Linked DNA regions of Homo sapiens: region 2 is linked to region 1. A link is a loop called in an ENCODE intact Hi-C map of the cell type or tissue named here. Cell type or tissue: mesothelial cell of epicardium. All regions are shown on one strand. Links, peaks and the distances in the headings refer to the core of each region. The heading gives the core; the rest is flanking DNA.

What was found. Hi-C counts contacts between places; a loop is a spot of excess contacts. Peaks named below come from ENCODE experiments on the same cell type or tissue, not always from the same donor. Only the 100,000 strongest peaks of a DNase experiment are listed, where the experiment ranks them.
Region 2: it touches region 1 in a loop (8-fold over the local background); 69 of 110 quality-filtered maps call a loop at or near these places.

Annotation. Positions count from the first base shown.
Region 1 is chr1:165,139,259-165,152,022 of GRCh38, reverse strand. No RefSeq gene overlaps it. Among named protein-coding and RNA genes, the nearest start is that of LMX1A-AS2, 58 kb to the left of the region's middle. RefSeq lists a silencer at 7,004-7,053. In mesothelial cell of epicardium, for the core only: CTCF peaks have their summits at 6,835, 7,036 (motif pointing left) and 8,363 (motif pointing right); a DNase peak (open chromatin) is centred at 7,042.
Region 2 is chr1:165,362,841-165,375,604 of GRCh38, reverse strand. No RefSeq gene overlaps it. Among named protein-coding and RNA genes, the nearest start is that of LMX1A, 13 kb to the right of the region's middle. In mesothelial cell of epicardium, for the core only: CTCF peaks have their summits at 5,961, 6,160 (motif pointing right) and 8,029 (motif pointing left); DNase peaks (open chromatin) are centred at 6,184 and 8,004.

The DNA of each region.
Region 1 (12,764 bases), core at 2,988-10,987:
CACCAAGAGGGCCTAAAACCAATGATACCCCAGTAGCAATGCACATGCCTGGAGGTCCAGATCTTGACTTTTAAAGATGATTCTGCACAAAGAGAACCTGACTAGATCCCTTCAGAGAAATGGAGAATTACAGGGCAGAGGAGATACAAGATAAACCTGGACCAGCTTTTTGTGTCAGAAAGCAAGGAAGTGCTTAACAAAGAAATGATGGAAGCGTGTCAAAACGATGGGGATCCAGATTGAAGTGGTGCCCACTAGCCAAATCTGAGATGTTTGAGAATCCAAGCAAATGCAATAATATTAATGGATTAAAACTTATTGAGCAAAAGAAGAATCCATGAGTCTATAAATAAATGAATAAATACATAAATAAATGGGGCAGAAGGAACAGTTCCACCTTATGATTCTAACTTTACAAAGTAGAAGAAAGGACGGCGTTAACAAATTACCACTTGTGACCATTAGACTTCACTCAGCCAAGAATCACCAATGAATACTAAAATTAGTGGTTGTGAGCTTTACGAAGAACAGAATATTTACATCATGTTAAAGTTTCTCCCCACAAATATTTAACTACAAAGGGAGAAAATAGTAATTATGTTGCAGTGGAGAAACATGGTGGACATCACCTTATCCAAGTGATCAGAGCTGCCTGTACCAGTATCGAGACAACCTGACGAGCCATGCCTCTGCTGTGATACACTGAGAAGGGCATAGCATTCTTCTGTGGCATTTCTGTCCAAATTCTGCAACCTGAATTTAGTCATGAGGAAACACCAGACAATCCCCAAATAAGAAACATTCTACAAAACAACCGGCCTTTACTCCTCAGAAATACCCAAATCATGAAGGACAAAGAAAGGCTGAGGAAATGTTTCAGGTGAAAGGAGGCTTAAAGAATCATGATAATAAGTGCATCATTGTAGATTGGATCCTGGAATGGAAAAAATAGCTGTAAAGGACAGTTTGAGAGAAGGGGCAAAATTTGAATATGGACCGTGGGTTAAATAATAGCATTATATCAATGTTAAATTTGCTGATTCTGATAATTGTACTGAGAGGATATAGGAGAATGTTCTTGTTCTTGAGAAATATATACCAAGGTATTCAGGGATAAAGGGACATGATAAATGCAATCAAAGCAAGACAGTGAGAGGGGGCAAGGGAGAAAATGGTTAAGCAAATGGGGCAAATCATTACTAATTGATGCATGTGATGCATCCCGATAAAAGACCGATGGGCTTTTCGTTGCTGTTGCTGTTGTTGTTATTGTTGTTGTTTTGAGACAGAGTCTCCCTGTGTCACCCAGGCTGGAGTGCATCAGTGTGATCTTTGCTCACTGCTACCTCCTCCTCTCGGGTTCAAGTGATTCTCCTGCCTCAGCCCCCTGCCCCTCGAGTATCCGGGATTACAGGCACCCATCACCATGCCCAGCTAATTTTTGTATTTTTAGTAGAGATGAGGTTTCGCCATGTTGGCCAGGCTGGTCTCCTCCTGACCTCAAGCGATCCACCCTCCTTGGCCTCCCAAACCTATAGGTTTTCCCCCCCCTTTCTTATAACTTTTCTGTTACAAATGATATACAAAAAAATCAAGATACTATAAAAGAGAAAAATGTAACTATTATGGGCATTTTTTTACTTTCTTATAACTTTCCTGTAGTTTGAAATGATGTACAAAAAATCAAGATATTATAAAAGCGAAAAATGTAAGTGTTATGGGCATTTTTTTGTACTTTCTTATAACTGTTCTGTAGTTTGAAATGATGTTTCAGTGACAAAAAACATCATGATAAAAGAGAAAAATTTAACCGTTATGATGGTGATTATTCTTACCCCATCTTGCACTGCTTTGGAGAGAATTAAATATCAATTATATTACAAGAACTTTCATTTGTATACTATTTCAGAGTACGCAACATGCTTTGACATTCATTATCTCATTTAATTTTCACAATAGCCTTTTGAAGTAAACAAGGCAGGAATTTTATTGTCCCAATTTTACAGGAAACCCAAGGTTAGACACCTTATGTCCCTTTCTCAAAGTTACGGAACTAAAAAGGAGTAAGGTCGGGACTTGGACCCAGGCTACCTAACTTTTACTACAAAGCTTCCGCCATTACACTAAGATATGTCTGACCTCTGCAGCATGTGTGCTCCCTACCGGTCAGGTGTGGAAGACGTGATTATGATTAGAGTGTGATAATGTTTGGGTGCTCTGTAACTGCAGCTCTATCACGGCACTCATCTTGGATTATACCCTTCTGTAGTATAGCCTTCTAGCAAAGTATTACAGACATTGTCCTATTTAATATTTGTCTTGTGGTAGGTGGTCATACCAGTGTCAGTGCCCAGACATTACTATACACATAGATTCAGGTCCCTTTTCCCTCACACATGCTGCTGTGATCTGAATACTTCTATTTGCCCAAAATTTATACGTTGAAATCCTACCTCCCGAGGTGATGGTATTAGAAGGTAGGGCCTTTGGGACGTGATCAGGTCATCAGGGCTCCACTCTCATGAATGGAATTAGTGCCCTTGTAAAAGAAGACCCAGAGAGATGCCTTGCCCCTTCCACTGCGTAAGGACTCAATGAGAAGGTACCATCTATGAAGCAGGAAAATAGCCCTTAGCAGGTAATAAAAGTCCACCACTGAGGAGGGGTCATGGGCAAGTGAAAGATAATATGGGATGAACAGCAAATGAGGCAAAAGATCAGATGATAGGAAAGTCAACAGCAGACCATGATGATTGGTCTAAGGTGCAAGTCTTGGAAGAGTTTCCAGGATTTTTCACTTAGAAGAGTGAAGATTAGAATTTCAGAGCACCTTCTCTTCAGAGTAAACAGGCAGGGAATTCCCTGGGATGAGACTCTTAAAATCTATAACCAAGCTCCTCAGATTTACCTTCAGGCCCATTGCAAGCCTTAATGTTTCCTGATACATTGTTATGACCCTGCCATTTCTATAGCATCTTTCCTGTTCTGAATCCTTAACCCTCTGATTATTTGTGTCCTTCATTTGACTCTGATCACATATCACCCTATTTGGAGTTGCTTGGGGGCTTGCACGCAACCACCACACACTCCTTAACCTGGAAGTTAGGTTTCTGCTTTGTTGAAACAGTTCTCCAAGTGGTCACCAACTCCAAAGACCTGCTCTGAGTCTTTACTCTCCTCCATTTACCTAGGGCAGGCATTTTTAGCCTTTTAGGATATGACCAGAATGCAGATATGCACATATATACCATATTACCTACAATTTGATCATCTGTTTTTTTTAATCCTTTCTCTTAAAAGTATAAGGAACAGGTTTTTATTTTTTTAATTATTTTTATTTTTATTTTTATTTTTGAGAGGGAGTCTCGCTCTGTCGCCCAGGCTGCAGTGCAATGGCACCATCTCGGCTCACTGCAAGCTCCGCCTCCCGGGTTCATGCCATTCTCCTGCCTCAGCCTCCCGAGTAGCTGGGATTACAGGCACCCGCCACCACGCCCAGCTAATTTTTTGTATTTTTAGTAGAAACGGGGTTTTTTTGTTTTTAACCTTCTTACTTTATGAAGCATGGAGTCCAGATACTTGGCTTCAGGCAGCATCAAGAGGCACTGTGTGCACTGTGCTTACCTTAGCAGCCAGCAGGCCTCTCTCTGCTGCTTCTCCCTGACCAAGCTTAGTTTTTAAGAGACCCTGGCTTAGCTATAATCCTGTCACATCAAACTTCTATGAAGTGTGCTCAATTGAGAAAGACAGGCAGAGAAAAGGTGGGGACAGAAAGCGTGTCTCCTGACTCCACTTCCACCTTCAGATTGTTTTTCCCCAGTCAATCCAGCCTCAAAACACCTGGGTAGTTTTCCTATGTGACATCAAACATAAGCGTTGACTGCCAAGTTATATGAACTGATCAAACAGACTTTAAAAATCACACTGTGAGCTTCTAAAATGCTTTCTGCTTCATAGGGATGTTTGGAGATGGATTATACCACATCTGGGATGAACTTTGAGCTTCTTGGGAGAAATTATTATGCAACACTCTTTTGTAAATCTTTTCCAAAATTGCCAGGTGGCCAAAACTGTATTCTTCCACAAAATTGACTTTAGCCTTCCCCACGTTTACCAGCATCACATCTTAATCACCAGGTTGTCTCTCCTCCAGCTTCCCCTCACTTCTTGAAGATGAATGAGAACTCAGGAGTTCTGAGTCCATGTCCAGAGCATGTTCCATTACAACTGCTTGAGATGCGATTCAAGGTGCAAGTCAGGGTTGAGCAATGATAACGTGGATAAAAAGAAAGGCACCTCCACGGTTTTCCCTTGAGGAATGTACAACATGGTTTGAGAGTGTGACTTACGTGTGCCAAATCTAATTCTGTATGTCAGCATTTCCGAAAGTGAATTCCTTGGCATTTTAGTTTCCCCCAAATCTGAAAGGTGTTACATGGGAGAGAAAACTCACCCATTCACGCTCGGTGGGATGAATCGGCCAATGATTAGCCATCCACGGTCCAGTACTTTTAGGACACATGGACACACAATAGGAACTCAGTAAAAGTTTGTTTAATGAATGCATGACTAAAACCCTGAGTTAAACAAAATTGAATGGGGTTCCTTGTAGCATGGTGGGTCAGGTTCTCCAGAAGCAGACCTTGAAGTGAGGACATATGGGCAAGGAACTTATGAAAAAAGTGCTCCCAAAAGCAGCCAATGAAGTAGGAAATAGGATAGGGAAGGGAGAAACGAAGACCAGGTGCCATTTCAGGTGATCACTTAGGCCCAGGCAGCTCTGGGGCTTGAAGTATTTCACAGAGTTTGTTCTACTTAAAGGCAAAGGGTTAGGCTTCTCAACATCTGCCCATCATTGTCGTCATTGACCATGAGCCTCCTGAGGGACTGTGAATTCTCAGGTACTTTAGGCTTTCTGTGCATCCGCCAATACTCTGAAGAAAGTTGTGAAGAATGCCAAAGCTTGGGATGAGCACAAAGAACTGTAAAAGATCTCCAAGGATCTGGGTAGAGCATTAATAACTTCTGCTACATGCAGTTTCTCAAGACCTTTACCATATAGATATAAATTGTGAATGGCCAAGAGAAAAAGTGAACACTTAGTGTTTTCCAAATTTATTTGACCACCGAGTACGCTTTTCCCCTCAATCCTTCTCAGACTGTTTTTTTTCTTGTGCATGTGTGTGAAACATTCTTCGGTAAATGCTGCATATATTTTTCTCTCTTTTGAAAATTTTGTTTTAAAACATAGATTAAAATTGTGCCAATGGGCATGAGTTGGCTAGTGATTCCCTGCTTTCCAGCCCATTTCAGCTTATTGGCCTGCATGCCGCTCAAAAGTATGCAATACTTTTGAGAGCTGAAGATATTTAATGTCACCTAGGGAAAGTGAGGAGGTGATGGTCCTTTGAGATTTAAATGGCATTTTGGTCTTGGGTTTCAGGAACTAAAAAGCATGTATATTACAAAATAGGTGAATATAAAATTTGCATACCTACAAACAATGATAAGACACTAGATAAAAGGACAATATTAAAATATCTTCTTTCTAAATACTCCGTTGAGTAACAGCTAGTAATTTTCCCTCTTTGTAACACCTCTGGCAGATATTAACCCAAGGCCAAAGCCTGGTTTTGTCCACTTTTTCCAGAGAGCTGAGAATTAGTAAAGAATGCTCCAGGCTAGGTGCGGCAGCTCATACCTGTAATCCCAGCACTGTGGGAGGCCAAGGCAAGTGGATCACCTGAGGTCAGGCGCTCGAGACCAGCCTGGCCAACATGGTGAACCCCTCCTCTACTAAAAATACAAAAGCTAGGGGGGCATGGTAGCACATGCCTGTAATCCCAGCTACTCAAGAGGCTGAGGCAGGAGAATCGCTTGAACCCGGGAGGCGGAAGTTGCAGTGAGCCAAGAGTGTGCCATTGCACTCCAGCCTGGGCGACAAGGCAAGACTCTGTCTCAAAAAAAAAAAAAAGTTCCAAATTTAATAAATCCATCTCAGATACAGGGAGAAAGAGTAGGAAGGGGGAGAGGAGAGAAGAAAGGGAAGAAGGAACACCCACCATTTCTGTCCATGAGACCAACCACCCAATCACTGGAATGGCAGGCTACATTTATACCCTGTCCCGAAGAGTTTGCAGAAATAGCTCTTCCAGATCTAGAGAAGTGTGAGTTTATTTTTTTTTAACCCAAAACATTTCCAAATTCTGAGAAGGAAAAATGTCTTAGTGTCGCAAGAGCCAAATGGTAGAGGCAATAGTTGAGTCCTATACAATGTTATTCTCCAAGTGTAAAACTGCCAGATCGGTTTTTCACATTTAGATTTGCAAGACGCCAGCAATGTCAGAGCCAAACTATCATCCTGGTTAACTTTCTGATTACAAGAGCTTTGGAGAAGATTCATGCAAAAACTCAAACAATGAAGTATAAATGCTCACACTGGCTCACCAGAATGCTCACCAGAAGAGATAATAATTTTCAAATGTTTTTTAAAATCATGCTTTAGGTATAGTTCCTACCCTGGAAGCAGACATTTTTCTTTTATTTTATTTTAAGCAAAGGCTTGCTGCCTTAGTTAGAGAGTTACCACACTGAATGCTTGTAGAGTTTTAATTTCCCATGGTGGTTTAATGGTAGCACAGCCCACCAGCCATTAAGCTGTCGGCAAGAGCTTTGGAAAACGGGAGCAAACAAAGCAGCAGGGCAAGGATGGACAACTTCATCCCTGGGCCACAGGACTCTAGCCTTTAGCTCGTACATTTGCATTTAGTACACATGCAACCTTTCTACATACTCATCAAATTCACGTTGGGCTGAGACCCAATATAGCCAAGAAGGAAAGCTTCCCCCCAAAATGAACAATTTCTCAAGTCAGAGTGGGAGAGTTTACATGGAACTTCTCATATAGTGTTTGCTTTCCATGAACTTCTATTACCACTAGTTTAGTTCTGGATGCTAAAAATGTTAAGTCCCTGCACTCTGACGTCCTTTTAGTTTTCTGTTTTCTGGGGTGTGAGAGTGCCCTCTGGTGGGCATTTGTTGGAAAGTAGCACTGAGGAGGCTCTCCACTCTGCGAGGGAGAACAGTACATTCCATGGTGCACATGGAGCCTCCACGAAGCGCACGAACCAATGTGAACTCTCTTCATTCCTCCTCTACTCCTGCCTTCATTCCTCCAATGCCTTCATTCCTCCTCTACTCCCGCAACCTCCCCACGGTCGTGTCAGAGACCATGTATTGTCTAAATCAGTGCTGTCCAAGAGAACTTTCTACAATGATGTAAATATTCCACATCTGTGCTGCCCAATATGTTGGCCGCTAGCCACTGAGCATTTGAAATGAGCCTAGTGGGACTGAGGAAGTGAATCAACACTTTTACCTTTACATCAACATTTTTAATGAGGTGAAATCCACATAACAAAATTAGCCGTTTTAAGTTGTACATTTTAGTGGCGTTTAATACTTTCATATTGCTGTGCAACCAGCATCTCTATCAAGTTCCAAAATATGTTCATTACCCCATAGAAACCCTGTACTTATTAAGCAGTCACTTCCCATTTCCACCCTTTACTCAGTCCCTGGCAACCATCAATCTGCTTTCTGTCTCTATGGGTTATCTATTCTGGATAATTCATATAAATAAAATCCTACAATATGTCAGCTTGTGAGTCTGGCTTCTTTAATTTGCCATAATGTTTTGAGGTCCATCCATACTGTAGCATTTATCAACACTTCATTCCTTTTTATGGCAGAGTAATATTTCATTTTATGGGTATACCACATTTTGTTTATCCATTCATCTGTTGGTGAACATTTGGATTGTTCTAACTTTTGGCTACGCTGAATAGCACTGCTGTGAACATTCGTGTACCAAGGTCTGTTTGAGTACCTATTTTCAATTATTTTGAATATATACCTAGGAATGGAATTGCTAGGTCACACAGGAATTCTTTATTTAATTTTTTGGAGAGCAACCAAACTCTCTTTCAAGGTACTCAATTTTAGATTTTATATAATGTTAATTAGTTTAATCCCAACTTTGCAACAAGACCTAATGATTCCAGAGCACCTTGATTCTTTCTGAGCACTAGAGCAGGGTGCTCAAGAACTGCCAAGGCAACATTTAAAAAATATATTCCTACAGGGAAAACATAGGTAGCCATAATCTTAACATTTTCCCTGCCTACATCATAGGGAAGAGATCACGACCGTGGAAAGTAAGAATTGAAAATGGCTTTAGGGGCAATTATCCCAGCCCTAACATTCACAGATGAAGAAACTGAGGCCCAGAGAAGTGACATTTTCTTCCTAAGTATTTGATGGGCACCCCACTCAGGGCAAGGGCTGGGAGGAGTTGAAGGCAGCACATGGGCACTAGGTGGCAGCAGAGAGCACGGGGGTAATAGAAATAGGAGGATTGAGGGGGTGGCTGCAGTGAGACTAAAACCTACTTACTGTCTAGTGTGTTGGCCAGAGGGTGGGTATGTGGGGCTGTTGCCAACTTGCCTGGGTTAAAGTCTAGACTTCGTTGTGTCCTGAGACAAATCCTATGGTCCTAGCTTCAGAGATAACATGAATCCAGCCAATTATCACTACCTTTCTCATTACCACCCTGGCCCAAGCATGGACTACTGCGTGGCTTTCTATTCAAAACACCAACTTGCCCTCCCACCCCCACCAACTGCTTCCACTATTGTCCATTTACAGCCTTCCCCAGCAACTGGTACGTTCTCATTACACATTTGAAATCCAAATCCTTACTGTGGCTTCCAAGACGCTATACATATGTGCTCTGGCTACTTTTCCTATCATTCTCTCTCCTGTCCTCTTCTCCAGTAACAGTGGCCTTCTTGGTCTTCCTCACACTTGCCAAGCATGTTTTTCATTTGCCCCTCCTGTCTTTCATTCAAGTCTCTCCTCAAATGTCATCTTGTTAGAGAGGACTTCTCTGAGCATCTGTATTAAATAAAAGCCCTTTTACCACCATCCCCACTCTCTATCCTTGTCCCATTTATTATTATTTTACAAAGCTCTTCATTACCTGGCATTATCGTAGCATATTATGTAGAGAAAATTGTTTTACCCCCCACTGGAATGTGAGGTCCATAAGGGCCAGGACTTTCTGTCTTGTTTGTTCTCTGTTGTGCTTATAGAGACTTGCATATAGTGTATAAAGAAAAGGAGGAAGAAGGGAAGGAAGGAACAAAGAAAGGAAGAGAGGGAGGGAGGAAGGAAGGGAGGGAGGAAGGAAGGAAGGAAGGAATGAAGGAGAGAAAGGAGGAAGGAATGAAGGAAGATAAGAAATGAAGATTATCTTGTCAAGTTAGCCAATCTCTCTTAAATCTTGGTTTTCTTACCTGAAAGGTAGGATTAAGAATCATATCTACCTCACAGAGCTGTTGGACCTTGAAATGGCTCTCTTCCATGTGCTTTCTATTAATGCAATTATATGAGAGGGATCTATTGCCAACAATTTATCTGATCAGTATGCCTTATATGAAATAGGGACTAATCATCCTTAAACCAATACCCATTCCCACCTCCTGAGAGGACCATCATATTAATCAGTCTGGAGCTGATGCAGGTGTTTGGGAAGAAACTTTATTTTCCAAGAATCAATAGTCAGGAAAAAAACATGTTGCATTAAAACACGTCTGTATTGTTTTTAAGTGAGGCCTGGATATACTTAGCTCTTAAGTTCTAATGATGGATATTTTACATTTCTCAGTATCCTATCAATGTCTTTTGGTATTTGGAGCCACCTTGACCCAATTGATTACCCAGGGGTTCATAACTCCTCAATTGGTAAGATGGTCATGCATGAAAAAAACATAGCTTAACTTGGGGGTACCTACAGTACCTCTGTAGGGGCTCTGTAGCTTATGCCTGGGGCTGGTAATTATACTTAATAATAAGGTTGGTTCAGGGATTGTATAGTCAAAAATGTGGTCTGGAGAGTTCAAAAATTCATCTTGTGGCTGCCTCCCTGTTCTTCATTCCTGGACCCAGCTTTCTCAAGTTACTTTCCTTTTGACCAAAGCAAGTCATAATCACAGGGAAGGGACTTCAACCAAACATCTGCTCGAGAAACAAGTAGAGCTATTCACCTGTATAATCAAAGAGGTTCCTAAATTACACAGGGCACAGCAGTGACCTGGAATCCAACCACAGGAGGAGCCATACTGGAGGTCCTTCTTGTAGTAAGAAGAAACTGACTGAGAGGGAAACTTGTTTATAGCGGGTGCTAAAGCCACATAACCCCCAAGCCCACTTAATTCAGAGTCCCAGGCCAGCACAGATCTTCTTAGGTGGAATTCCACCTGGGGCAGGGGGAGGAGTTGGTGGTAAGAGATGGAAGAATGATGCTTAATGGAATAGGAGGAAGGAGGGTGGAACAGGAGGAAGGAAGGAAGGAAAGAATAAAGATATGAAAAAGAAAGGAAGATGATCTTGGCAAGTTGGCCAATCTCTCTCTTTTTTAGACGGAGTCACGCTCTGCCACCAGGCTGGAGTGCAGTGGAGCGATCTTGGCTCACTGCAACCTCCACCTCCCAGGTTCAATCGATTCTCCTGCCTCAGCTTCATGAGTAGGTGGGACTACAGTTGCCTGCCACCATGCCTGGCCAATTTTTGTGTTTTTAGTAAAGACGGGGTTTCACCATGTTGGCCAGGATGGTCTCGATCTCTTGACCTCATGATCCACCCTCCTCAGCCTCCCAAAGTGCTGGGATTACAGGCATGAGCCGCCGCACCGGCTTGGCCAATCTCTCTTAAATCTCAGGGCAAAAGACAGATATATGGCAAAAGAAAGTTGAAATCTACTTCTGAACTGTAATCGCTCCTTACATAGAATTAATTGATCTCCTAGAAGTTGAACGCTTTCTTTTTGCAAATGAATTATCCAAATAAATTATTTACTGAACATTGAGACTTTAGTTGCTTTGAAAAAATTAGTCTTCCTCTTTTTCATTTCTGGAGTCATCTCAGGCTAGCTTTCCTAGTAAGATACGTTTTCTTGTGGGACTCATCTTCTAAAGCAACCACCTCTTTTGCCTTGTAAAAGCTGACTCTCGTGCTCTGGAGAAAGGACAATAAAGCTTCTGAGCTGACATACGCACCTGTTACCTGTGGTCCCCTGAAGCCAGTGAGCCCTGCTTGTTTCCTGACCCAGGAGTGATGGCAGTTATGAGATGGTGAAGTCAGGCCAACTGCAGCATCCCAGCCTAGGAGGGTGGGACAGCACAGAGGCAGGAAATTTTAGAGCCCCTCAAGCCAGAGCAAGGACCAATCACCTCCTCTTTCTTTGCCTAGGGGACAAAACTTGTTCCTGAGCAAAGAGCTAGGCATACATTCAGCAACACACAGTCTACTCAAAAAATATTAGAAAAATTTGCCCTTTTCTGGAAGAATATCTTTCTGCTGTTCCCTGAGAGCTGCAGTGTGGGACACCCCATATATGCCCGTTCTAGGGTTGCCATCCATGTGCACACAACAATGCTCTGCAGGGCTCTCTGTCACCTCTTCTGAATGTCATTCCACCCTCCTCCCCTCCTATAGCCTCTACTTTCTCTCCCTCTTCTTTCTTCTTTCCTTCTCCCCTTTTCTCCTTACCTTCCTTTTTCTTTCCCTCCTCCCATTCTCCTTCCTTTCCTGCCTTCCTTCTTTCCATATTCCTTCATTCACTCATGACACATGATGGTTGAGAAAGGAAAGAAGTGGGAGGCAGCCCTGTATGACCACAGAGTGCAGCACAGAGCCTTCGTTCAGTCTGTCCACCCCTTTTGAAGTCCCAGCTCAAGGAGTTCAGCTTTGCGGAGTTTTTCCTTAGTGCCTCTAAGGAGAGCCAAGTGCTGCTTCCTCTGGCCTCCACTTTTCTTGTTCAAAATTTCATCACAGAATTTCCTAATTTGTGTTATTATCTGATTCTATGGGGCTCTCCCTACTGGACAGTGAAAGCTTGAAGAGCAAGGACTAATCTCATGGATTTCTGAGCTCGCAGCTGATACTTGTTCTTGGTCCACAGTATGTGCTCCATAAGTGTGAACTGGATAAATGAATGAATAAAATGCATGGTTGATTTCCTGCAATCTGGAGAATAATATCAAAGTTCTTTAGGACAGTCTCAATGCGTTGCTCAGTCTGCTCTCAACTTGGTCTATGTGATTTGAACACTCTGGATCATCCAGAATAAACTATGCATTGCCTCCTTGATATCTGCATACATTCCCACCTCCTTTTCTTTTTTCTTTTTCTATTGTTTGCAATGCCTCCTTCTCCTCTCTAATGATATAATCCCTACTCATTTTTCACTGTGAGTTTTCATCTCAGTCCTCTGTAGAGACTGTCCTGTCCTCTGCAGCCCTACTTTCCTACTCTGATATACTCACACTGCACTTAATCATTTATGTCTTGTAGCATCTTTTATAGTGGTTTTGAAATTGCTAGTCAATGATCTATAACTTCTTAAGAATGTCTTTCCTGTTTCTTTTTTCTTTTTCTTTTTTAAACAGGGTCTGGCTGCTCAGGCTGGTTTGCAGTGGTGCAATCTTGGCTCACTGCAACCTCCGCCTTCCAGGCTCAAGCAATCCTCCCACCTCAGCCTCCCAAGTAGCTGGGAATACAGGTGCATACCACCATGCCCAGCTATTTCATGCCCAGCTACTTTTTTTTTTTTTGTAGAGCCAGGGGTTTCACCATGTTGTCCAGGCTTGTCTCAAACTCTAGGGTTCAAGCAATCCTCCCACCTCTGCCTCCCAAAATGATGG
Region 2 (12,764 bases), core at 1,900-9,899, 220 kb before region 1:
GGATATAATACCAAGTAATTGGGGATATAAGGCAAGGGGCTACAGGCAGAGCCACGTTTCAAGGACACCACGACCACTTTCTTTAAGGGCTTCCCTCGATGCCACTTTGGAATGATCGGAAAACACCAGGTTAGGTCTTACTTAGAGGAATTGTCCTGTGCTCCCACCACAACTGTGTCTACCTGGAAGCACCCATGGCACAGACCTGAAATTTCTGCTTTCCTTGGCCAAGGTTGCTGGCACTAAGCAATCTTGCACCCAGTGCATTGGTCAGCACCACTGGGGCCACAAAAAGTACCAGAGACCATTGATTACTGAAAGGCCCGGTGGGCGTGGCCAGTAATTAACAGTGGAGGTTGGGCGGCAGTGTGGAAGTCAGAGTGGTTTCATTTTATTTATTTACTTATTTTTGTGTGAAAGCAAGTTTATTAGGAAAGTAAAGGAATAAAGAATGTCTACCCCATAGACAGAGCAGCCCAGAATGGTTTTAGGTGGATGGGTCAAGAGGGTCTTTTACCTCAATGGTTGGCTTTCCTTGCTTCTTTCCCCAAAACACACAGGATGGCTGCAGGGTCCCATCAATTTCGTTAAGTACTATAAAGGTGAGATTTTTGCTAGTGCAATTGACTCGAAAGGAAACAAGCTCTAATTGTTGTCAAGCTTATCTTGAGATCGATTTGGGTGACTTCATTTTGGAAGGTGATTAACTTGTGAGAATTTTTTAAATATGTTTTTAATTCTCCTCCCAGAGGGCTAGTGGAAGTTACCCATGACGACTCTAAAAGCAGTTTAGGAAGTCTGTCAGATGATTTCAGCCCAGGGAATCAGCCTTAAAAGACCGAACATGAAACCTGCTGTCAGTAGTTCAAGTGACTGGGAAATCCACTGGGATTGAACTCCCAGTAGCTGGGTTTTCTCACCTGCAAAACCAAGACTACCGTGTCTGGCCTTCGTGCATCTCTCAGGGTAAAGAAAAATAGCAACTTATAAAATTTTCCACAGGGAGCTTAGTGAAGGGACCATGCCAAGTCTGAGGTCTGTGTGCTTGGGCCCTGCTGGTGACTGACAGCCAGAAAGGGGAGAGATGAGGCCACTCCTCCCTCCCAGGTGGACAAGTCTGGCGACAGACAGGCACAAAGCTGAATCGGGTGAATCTTTAGAGTAAGTCAATTTGCTAAATGTAAATATCACCTTTTAAATAACACAAACTTGGAATAAGCCATTAAAATATTTTTAAACTTTAAAACGCACAGGGAATCAGCTCCTGTCAAAACCAAAATCTATATGTTTCTTTTTATTAAAGAAAGATGTTCTGCTTTCTAATGGTAATACAAGGGTATTAAAAATATATGTTCACAGAAAAAGTAAATGGAAGGGAAAAATTTACTCTAAGTTCTACTCCTGAAAATTTAACCATTGTTCACTTTGTGTGAATTACATAATATGCACAAGTATTAGAATGATGCAAAACCTCATGAACATGATCTTTAAACAAAGGCTGAATACAAGACTTCATTTAGCTTTGCCTTTTGGAGGTTGGAATAATTTGGGTGTCCCTGTGGAGGCAGCAGCCCTCCGGGGAACAAGGTCCATTCTCTCTGGTCTCTGCTAGGCCACCCGCACAGGAAAAGCAGGTACACCAAGTTCCGTTTCTTAAGGGCGCCGGCACTTGAAAAGGGAGCACAAATGTCTGGAAAATGTCAGTTCCCACATTTAGGTGCATATGGGCATCACAGGGTAATGAAGACTTTGAACATCCATGCCTGGAATTAACTCTGCTGGGGCCAGAGATGGTGGGAGGACACCCCGGAAGTCCTGGCCTGTGATTGGAGAGGGGAGTCCCTCCAGCACCCTGTGAAACAGATAAGGCCGAGCTGGGCTCCTGGAGCAGTTAGAGATACATTCTTACTACAGAAATGTGTCCTCCAAGATCTCATGCGTACATTTTAGGCTTGGGGTCTGCCTCAAGGCGGAAGTGCTGCTGGGACCTGTGGCATGTGTGAGTGAGAGGCTTGGCTTCCGTGAGGTACTTTGGGGCCACAGCCTCAGTTAGAAAAACAACTAAGATGGATTTGGGAATGGAAATAATTCTTGAGAGCTGCCTTACAAATTACTCAATGAAACCTGGAGGAAAAAATCAGTGTCAGGTAAGAATGTCCAACACACTGTGGACCGGACATGGCGTGGGCTAAGAGGGGTTCTTTCAGGGGCTTTTTAGGACATCTCCCAGGAATCACAGCCTGTGCATCCCATCCTGCTCTGCAGGAACAGCTTGGAAAGAGCTGCGGTAACCTAGGAAGTTTCACTTGTTCTGCTTACAGTTCCAGGCTGAGAGCTGACAGATTTCACATGTGAGCGGAAAAGGACCACTTGTCTGGCCCTAAACCTCCAAATTACCAGCCCGTCCCTGCCCCCCGTGACCCCAGAGCAGTGGAGAAACTCACCTTCATGTGTAGTTTCTGCTTGCACACCAGATAGCAGCAGCTATTGTCAAAGGATCGTGGATGGTCCAGATTTGAAAGAAAAATATGCACACGTACAAGCCCAGGGTCTACTGAATTCAGAACTGGTGATCATACAAAAATGTTCCAATTTGAAATCCATATTCGCACTGAAAAAAGAAAATAGTGCAAGCGAACAGTGAGAACAAAGTTATAGGGAGATTGCTTAAACTACTTGAGGCCAAGTAACATTCAAGGCATTTTAAAGTTATTCTTTGCAAAAAATAAATGGGCCGGTTATAACAATCCAAAAATTTAGCCCAGTCCTGCAATAATTTGAGTTGTCAACACATCTGGACTAGGAATTCTAGGCAAGTCATATTCTGGATACCTGGTTCGTGAAAATTCAAAGAAATTGAGCACTCTATAGTCTTCATAATCACTGTGGAGGTTTTATGGGGGAAGGCTGACTTACGGACTCCCTGGTTATCAAACGGACCAACACAACAGTGATACCGTAGAGTCACAGGGGAGTCCCAGAACTGAATACCTCTGCACTGGGCTTTCTATAGTTGGTGTATTTGACTTGTCTTCCCTCTTGGCCACTTCTATTCTCCATCATCATCTGCTTTGATTGACAGCATATTTCCAATCTAAGTTATAACTTCTACTTCTCTGGACATAGGCCATCGCTGTCCACCCGATTGTTCCTTGTTATTTGTTTTTATTTCCACCTTCATTATTGTATTCTCTGTACCTCCGTGTCATCATCTATAAAATGTGGACAATAATAGCACATACCTGATACCTGATATGGTTGTTATATAGATTATGTAAGTAATACATGTAAAGCAATTGGAATAGAGTCATGTACTAAGTGTTCAATAAATATTAGTTGTTAATGTTGTAGTTGTTATTATTACTGTTATTATTGTATCTGATTCCCCTTTTTTTTCTTTTTGACTTGGGTGCTGGTAAAGTTTTACTTGTATAGGCATTGAACAGTCAATGAGAGTAGCACTTTCTTTTGGTTAGCAAAATAACTGAATCTCAGCAGATTTCCCTTTTGGGGCTATTTTTGGCTACTTTCATTGCTGCTGATGCCTGAAGGACTTCCTGATTATTTCTGGGTTTGTGGCTTTTCTTGGCAGTTGAATTGAATTAAAGAGATATTAAGTGTCTGAGTGTTGAATAAGGAGGGTGCCCTGAATTTGAAAGTAATCAAAGTGTATTCTATTACAAAATTTAATAGTCTGGACTTTCCAGTAATTCACTTTTGCCTTATGTCCAATTAGCCTGAATTAGTGAGGCATTTTACACGTGTTGAGGATGTATGTTTTGTATGTTTGTTTATATTGTACATTTTTGTGCTTATATCAGCAAAAGGGAATAGGGATGTTTGCATTCACAGTTAAATTATTACTATGAACTTTGCTCGAGGTACATAAGAATGCTGTGTGAGGAAGACCTCACTTGAAGGTTTTCCACTTTTTGTATCTTACCTCTGTAGCAAGTCGCTCCATGCAGAGAGCGGGTGGTTCCCTTGAAGAGTGAGGCGAAAGTTTTCCCCTTTACAAACTTCTTCCTTTGTTTATTTACCCACATATTCATTCATCCATTAAGCATGCATTTATTAATAGCCTACTGTGGGCACTGTGGAAACAGCAACAAGCAAACCACAAGATGAGGCTCTCACAGACCTTATCTTCTAGTAAGGGAAACAGAAAATCAGCTCTTTGATAACCAAATAATAGGTTTGTGGCGATTAATGCTATGAAGAAAACACAAGGTAAGAAGACAGTGTGGAGATGGAGGTGGAGGGTATGGGCTTATCTAGAGAGATCCAGGAGCACTTTCTCTGATCAGGCAGTAATTGAATGAGACCTAAAGAAGTGAAGGCAGGAGGCATGGAGGCATCCGGGGGAAAAGGGAACAGGCTGAAGGGAAGAAGTGCAAAGGCACTGAGGTGGGACCATGTTCAAGAACACACCAAAGGAGCACAGATAAAAATTTATAAAAAAAGAGGAGATGGAGAGGAACTTGAGATTTTTACAAGGTCATAGCAGAGCTGATTTTGAGTTCAGATTTGGAATAGTGAATATTCCAGATGACAATAAATCACATATTTGTGCTTTGAGGATCCTAACTTTAAAATAGGCCAGAGGTAGCCAGAAGTCTGGCTAAATCTGATTTGAAGTGGCTATTTTGTGTTCACTGTGGAGCAGGAATTTGAACTGCATCTCAGCTCACTGTTGTGATCAATGAGTTGATCTTCGATGGGAGCGTGTGTGTGTGTGTGTGTGTGTGTGTGTGTGTGTGTGTGGTGGGGTTGGGGGTGGCATGAAGGCCTTATATCTGCCATCCTAGAAATAGGGCAGTCTGAAGGGAAGGCACTTGTCTTCTATCCAGGTATCCAAGAGATCTCCTTGTTAGTGGACACTGGAACAGAAGCTGGGGGAGATAAGCCCCTAGAGTAATTCCTGACCTCTCAGCCCCACACCTGGCTTTGATCTGGGCTCCTCACACACTGGCACTGTGCACTTGACAGCTCGAGTGGAGAGGGGTGCTTGAGAACTATTTGCATCCCCTCGAAATTTCTTGAGAGGGGACTGAATTAATCCGTTCTTGAATTGCTATAAAGAAATACCTAAGACTGGGTAATTTATAAGGAAAAGAAGCTTAATTGGCCCATAGTTCTGCAGGCTGTACAGGAAGCATGATGCTGGCATCTGCTCAGCTTCTGGGGAGGCTTCAGGAAGCTTACAATCATGGCAGAAGACGAAAGACGAGCAAGCACTTCACATGGCTAGAGCAGGAGCAAGAGAGAGAGGGGCAGGAGGAGATGCCACACGCTTTTAAATGACCAGGTTTCATGTGAACTCACTCAATATTGCAAGAACAGTATGAAGGGGATGGCACTAAACCATTCATGAGAGGTCTATCCCCAGAATCCAATCACCTCCCACCAGGCCCTACCTCCAACATTAGGGATTACAATTCGACATGAGATTTGGTTGGGGAAACAGATGCAAACCATATCAGGGACTAAATCAAAGAATTTGAATTCTTAATGTTCATTAGGAAATGAAGTAAATTCTTGAGAAAGGAATCCATCCCTAAGTGGGATAGGGTGGACTGTGCTTACCCAGGCACTCACCTCTTCAGAGCCATAGTCCACAGCTCTCAGAAGAGGTGAAAGGGGTTGACCAGTTAGCTATTCTGGTCCAGGGCTTTCATGCCTGAGGTCAGCTGGAAGAGTGGGTCTGGGATGGTTTTCTCAATGTAATTTCTGTGCGCAGTTCCCTATGGTTGGTTCTCTTCTTCTAGGCCTCTAAATCCAGAAAGCCCGAGGGTTAAGAGAGAATCTCTTCCCCTTGCCCATCCCTGCCCCAACTCCCACCCCTCCAATTGTCCATAATCCAAGAGCTGCTCGTGGTCGTTTGAGGAGCCAAGACTTGGTTGGGTTAAGCAGATAGTCTTGAAACAAAAAGGGGACTGTGGTGGGGTCCAGCAGGGCAGGGGCCACGTGGAGAAAGAACTGGATAGAAAAACCAGAAAGAAGATGGAGATGAGGATGCTGAAATCTGTTTAACACCACAAAAGTGTGGAAAGAGAACAAAAGTTTGGGTAAAACAACTTTCAAGTTCAAAGCTGCTGTGCACACATGTGGCATGAAGATGTGGCAGGGAAGACGGTCCTTGTGTCTTTGCAGCCACTTGCCAGCAGGGTGCGCTCAAGTTCACAGCAATGCCCAGTGCCGCTGGAGCGTTGGTGGGGGCATTCTGGGAAAAGAGGGGCAAAGCTTCATTAAAAGGAATCCCAGATAATTTGGTTGAGTCTGTATTTTCCAGTGATGATGACTGAGGAGGCTCTGTTTTTAAATGCTATAACCAGCACGATTCATTTCAGTGGCTCCTGAAGAGAGGGCTTTGACGGGAGTTGCTGGTCTGCAAAGAGTCCAGCTTTGTTTTTAGCAGAGACACATCGGCCTCCTTTTCTCCCTCTTCAGCCCCTGCCTGCCCTCTCGTCGTGCTCTTTCCCTTGTGCAGATCCAAATCTGCTGCTGGGCATTTTTAGTCGAGCTAAGCTGTCGCAGAGATAAGTTCTGCGCCCACTTCTCTGTGCCCAAGGTGGCGTCTTTCTTCTCTCCCCAGGTAAGGTGCTGTCTAGAAAGAATCATGCTTGAGAGTGAGGGATGTCTGCCTTTCGATGAGATCTATGAGACTGACTCTCATGCCAGGCCATTGTGGGGCAGGAGATATTATACTTCTATTTTTCTGCGTTCCTTTGTCTGGATGGTGGGACTTGTCGGGGGGGCGGCTAGGTGACAGTTGGCCAGAGGAACAAGGAAGAACACATGTTGGGGAGGGAGGCAGCCAGTCGGCCTGCATTGTTTACCATTCCAAAGCACCAGTCACGGAGCTGCCTTGCAGGACAAGGCAAAGAACCAGGGTTAGACCTCGGAGTAAGGGTCAGGAGTAGGGGACCCGAGTTGATCAGCAGTGCCCATTTCTCAGCTTCAAGACAGTGCCTTTCACGTGTAGATGCACAGTGGGCATTTGTGGACTTAATTTTTCAGGTGGAGGATCTCTGACCCAACGATCACAATCAAATCTCTCATTAGTTTTAGTCCTGACAAAAAGTATCTATCAGTCAGAGTTCAGTTAGGAAACAAAAGCCACCCCCAGTTGCTTGATTAGAGAAAATTTAATATAAGGAATAGATAACTAGTCATAACTGAAAATGCAGGAAGAGAACACTAGGTTACCATAAATGGAGCAATTGCAAAGGGCCTACCACCCATAGGGCTGTTGGGGCAGAGTGGAGCTACAGGAGAAGGAAGAAGTTGGAATGATAAAAATTAGAGCCTTGGAGGAGATGCCTAGTGGACTCAGGACACAGACCTCTGAGGACGGGGCACAGGCAGCTGGTGTGAGTGTCTTTGAGGTGGGCATGGTGGAGCTAGCTCTGCATGAGTTGGGGAAGATGCCAGCTGGCTTCAGCTGCTGTCAGTGGGATGCTACCACTGGGATGAAGAAGCATTTCTAGGTGTTGCTCAGAACAACAGGTAGAAGTAAGGAAGTCCAAACAAGCAAACTTCTAGTAAGTAAATGCATCCTTCCTCCACCCTAACCTAGCGGAGCCTACCATGAGCCACCTGGCAAAGCAGAGAGGGGGTTTGCAGGGTCCCGGCTTCAGCGTTGCAAGGCAGGATAGAGAAGAATGGGGTTAGAGCTGAGACACAACAGCTGAAAAACTGGGACAGTGTGCTGGGCTGGAATATAGCAAAAGAGGATTTGGGAGTTGGCAAGAAGAGAATGAAACTAGAATTTCTTTTCCTTTCTTTTAAAAAATTCCTGACACTTCAAGAATAACAGATTTGACGATAAGCCACCAAGATGTTGGACTATCTGCCGGGTCTCAGAAAGCTTATATAGGTTTCTGCAGAGTAAGATGGCCCCATTCCTGACCATCCAGCTAGAGAAAGTTCTATGGAGGCTCAGCTAGCAAAGCGCTCAGGTGGGCTGGCCGCCCTCCAAAGCTGGGAAGGCCACCAGAGAACTGCAAACAGGAGAGCTACTGCCCTCTTGTGGACAACTGTGGTTCTGCAGGAGGGTAATGGGACTTGCAGGGTGCAGAGGTGGTTGGCTGGCCCACTACACCTGCCCATCTTGAACTCCAAGAATGAGTAGCTGAGAAAGGTTAGCTTGACCTTCTGATGCAAATGAGGAATCTCTCAGCATTGGTTCATGGTGGCGATGCTTTTCTTCAAGAAGAACAAAAGTCTCAGCACTGAGATCCTATTTGGCCGGGTACAGACACCTAAAGCTGAAAGAGATGCATCTGTTTCATCTGGACATCTACTTTGGGTCTTATAGTATCTTTTAGAACAGGGTTTGGCAAGCTTTTTCTGTGAAGGGCCAGAGAGCAAATATTTTAGGCTTTCGACTTTGCAATTCCAACTATTCGACTGTGTTGCTGTAGGGTGAGAGCAGTCATAGGCAGTCACTAAACAAAGGAGCATGAAGGTGTCCTAACAAAACTTTATTATGAACACTGAAATGTAAATTGTTCATATAATTTTCACATGTCACAAAATATTTTTCTTTTAATCTTAAAAGTCACTTTAAAATGTAAAAACTTTTAGTTTGCAGGCTGTGCAAAAAACAAGCAATGGGTTGGGTTTGGCCCCTGGCTGTAGTTGATGGACCCCTGATCTACAATCTTGAACAGTTAAAGTCATTAGGTGGCCAGCCGGTATGGTGGCTCATGCCTGTACTCTCAGGGTTTTGGGAGGCTGTGATGGGAGGATCGCTTGAGGCCAGGAGTTTGGACCAGCCTGGGCAACATAGCAAGACCGCGCCTCTACAAAAAATGTAAAAAATTAACCAGGAATGGTGGCACATGCTTGTAGTCCCAGCTTCTTGGGAGGCTGAGGCAGGAGGATCACTTGAGCTCAGGAGCTGGAGGTTATAGTGAACCATGATCATGGCACTGCACTCCAGCCTGGGCAACAGAGTGAGACTCTGTCTCTAACAGAAATTTCTTTAAAATCATTAGATGGTGCCATTGCAAGCTGAAATCATGGAAGCAGCTTCTCACTACCTTGCCAATCCCCAGGAAGCTGCAAATGTGTCCACAGAGTCTGGCTCCATAGATGAAAAGGTGGGGTCGACCAGGGCTATCAGTTCCCTGTATTTGGGGTTTGAAGGGGTTTCTGTGGGAGGAACTCTGGCTCTAAATTTTACCCTTTTTCTCACTAGACAGAGAAACTTGCTCTCTTTTAAATCTGTGTTACTGGGTTCTAAAAGAATGAGGTGTTAGCAAATCTGAACTGAATCAACAGTTTGGGGAGTAGCAGAGTATACCACTTCCTCATCGGTAAGAAGATACACTCCTGAATATCTTTAAACAACATGCCCCTTCAATGCACTGGAAATGTGACTACTTTAATACAAATGTGATTTTACATAATTTCCCAGGAACTCAATCATTTTTAAAGGCAAGATGCACCTGTACTGTGACTTACATTAAATGTGTGGTATTATTTGTTTCATGGATAGTTAAACCTATGAGTTGAAGATCGGAATAGAGGGAGGATGAATATGAGAAACTTGAAAGATTTTAAAGGGTCTCTGTAAAAAAAAAGTTTATGATTTGGGTTACAAAGCGGGAAGTAAAGGATCTATATTTGTGTTGTGGTTTTTGGGGTGTATGCTTAAAGAAACTGAAGGATACCTCATAACCTACTACCTGGCATGTTATGTATCAGGGAGAGCTGGGCAGAGAGCAGGGACTGGAGGCAGACTTCACTGTACCCCTTTTTTTGCACCCTTGGTTTGTAAACCCTATTATAATCTGCATTTTTCCTTCTTCATTTCCCACATCTGTCACCAGGGCCTGACTCTGGGAGGACACTAAGCTCTCTAAGTCACACATCTGTGTGTTTTCTAGTGAAGGAGGCAGATATCTAAAGGAAAACTGGAGATACCTTGTGATAAATGCTAAACAGCCTGCCAGGCAGAGGAGGTGCTAATTACCTGTCTGAGGGCTTAAGAGGTGGGTTTTCAACAGGGCAGAGAAGAAAGGAAAGTGGACTCCTGCCTGAGGACACTGCTGATTGGGTAGCAGAGCACAGACCTGTGCCAGGAAAATGGATGGGGAGTGTCTGAGTCACAGTGTGTGTGTGTCGGGGTGGGGGGGGTGTAATGTAGAGTTGTGAACGCCTGGAGTTGAGTGAGGAGGAGGGAAGAGAGAAGGGGAATGAAGGAGAGGAGGCTGGAAATGTTGAGTGGGACCAGCTTGTGCAGAGAAATTTGGATTTTCCTTGGGATGTAGGGATCCATAAGAGGCCCCAACATATATATCTGAAAACCAACAGATGACAGCTGGGAGTGGTTGTGGCTACAGACTGGAGGCCCCTCATCTGCGAGGTGAGAGGCTAGATCAGCTCTGTGCTGGAGCCCCGTCCAGGACTGACTTTTTATGACTAGGTCAGTGTTTCTTCTCTCTATGCAATTGCTTGTGCCATCCAACTGAGGCTCAGCCAGGAGCATGCAGAGCCCTCTCATTAATGTCTTGCTGTCCTAAGGAGGTGAGAAATATTATCTGTCCCATTGCTCAGGGGAGAAGTTGCAGCCTGGGGTGAAACCACTTGCCTGTGCCTGGAAGTGAGTCAGTGGTGAAACCAGAGCCTGCTACCCAGCGGGAAGAAAGATGAGACACTAAAGAAACTCCAATGGCTGTGCTCCTCCCTCCCCACCCTGCCCAGATGTTCTGGGAGACTCTGGCTGAACTCCGGGGCACACCCATCCATGTTCCTGGCAAGCATGGCAGGCCGCAGTGTTTTCACTACCCACTTTTTAGCTGCTGCTGGCTCGGAGCCAGGATGGGGTGGCTGAGCCCTGGCGAAGCTTTGGGGCTGCCTGGAGAGGGCAGGGCACCTGCCAGTGGGTGCCCTGGTACCACCAGAAGGATCAAGGCATACGTTTGCTCATTGAAACTTGGCAGCTCTAAACAGGGGCAGAGCAGTTTTCAGCTGACATTCAGGGTGGATCTCACTCTGTTTGCATATGAAATCAATGAGATAATGGATGGGAAAACATTTTGAAAAGTCACCAAACTTCTTCTTGCACCCCATCCTGCTGCTTTCCTCCTGCATTTCCTATTTCTATTACTACCACACTGTTCCCCAAGCCTCTTTGATGCCTTTTCCCCTTCATTTCTTCTCACTTCACAGCTAAACAGATGCTGGACTTTTTGACTTGATTTCTGATATTGCTCTTACATTCATCCCCCTCAAGGTCATTTCCCTGCCCTGGGCCAGACCTTGAATTTCTCACTTATACTAGAGTAACTAAGTTTATCTGCTCTACCTCCCTCTTCTCCTTTCTTTGAATTCATTAGCCACACTGATACCAGAATTAATAAGCATAGGCCAAACCCCTGATTATTTTACTCCTCCAATCCCAATCTTCCAAAGGCTCTCTATGGCCTGTGGAGTCATAAACTTAAAGTCCAGTATTCGAACCTCCTGTGTTGCCCCATTTCCTTCTGTGCACAGAGATTTTCTAACTTACCTTGACTTTCTCCCCGGATGCCTTTGCTGAAGCCATGTCATCTACCTGGAATACCTTCACCTTCAATACCCTCCTGACAATTTTTTTTTCCTCTCTGAACTTTAAGGTTGAAAAAGGATTGGGGATAAGTTATTGATGGGATAGGAAAGGAGGAAATGGAAACACGTCTTAGATGTATCAAAAACCCTTTATTTTAATGATCTTATTAATATATTCATGCAACAAATATTTATTTTATGCAAGGCACTGTGCTGAGGAGCGGGATGGAAAGATTCACTGTTTACTTCCTTGGGCACAAGAATCTGGAGGTATGAGGATTAAGGGTACATTTTCTTTTGTGTTTAATCAAACAAATCCACAATTACCACTCTAATCCAGGTGCAAAAATATCTATAAGCTGGTTATTTCTCTTTTTGCCCTAGCCGCCAGGAAGCTCAAAGGCAAATTAGACTCTCATTCACGGTATTCATTTGCTCAAATGTTCACACATAACAAGTGCCAAGTACATACTTAGAACTATGTTAGATTGAACCGTGTTATCATAGTTGCTGCCCTCAAAGAGACAACTGTTAACTCTTATATTTAATATTATCTGTTTTCTCTCTTCCTGTTTTTGTAGTTCCACCTTATTAACTTGTTGTATATATCATTTGTTTTACATTTGCTATAATTCTTTTCACAAGAGGTGAGATACAGTCAATAAACAAAAGTAAAAAATTTTCAAACACTGTTCATGAGGTCACAGGTCTGATCTCCATTGTCATGAGTTACATATGTTCTTTTATTATAGACTCTGTCCTAAGCCAGCTAGACATATAAATAATGTTGGAAACACAGTTTGATTGGATCGTAACAATTTTGTAAAGCTTTACTTTTCTCTGTGTCACCTTGTAAACACAGAGTGACATTTAACATTCTATCACAATTCAAATATTTAGCCCCACATTATTATTTTGGTGGGGGTATGATTTGTTTTTCTGCTCCCAGTATATAATTTTAATTTAAAAAATTCATTTCACTATTGGTAGTGTTTGTCACCTCAAATCCTGTTTAGAAACTAGGAGAGATATATTATATAAATAAATTAACAATGGAATAAACACGGCATATCCATCAGAAGAATGAGGATGGATGTACGTTCAGGGGCAGGGGCATTCTCAGTTCCATTGTGGTTTAATGCTCTTGGTAGGTGAAGACACAGGTAGAGTCCCTTCCTGAAAATACCTGTAGGAAGCTGGAGTCT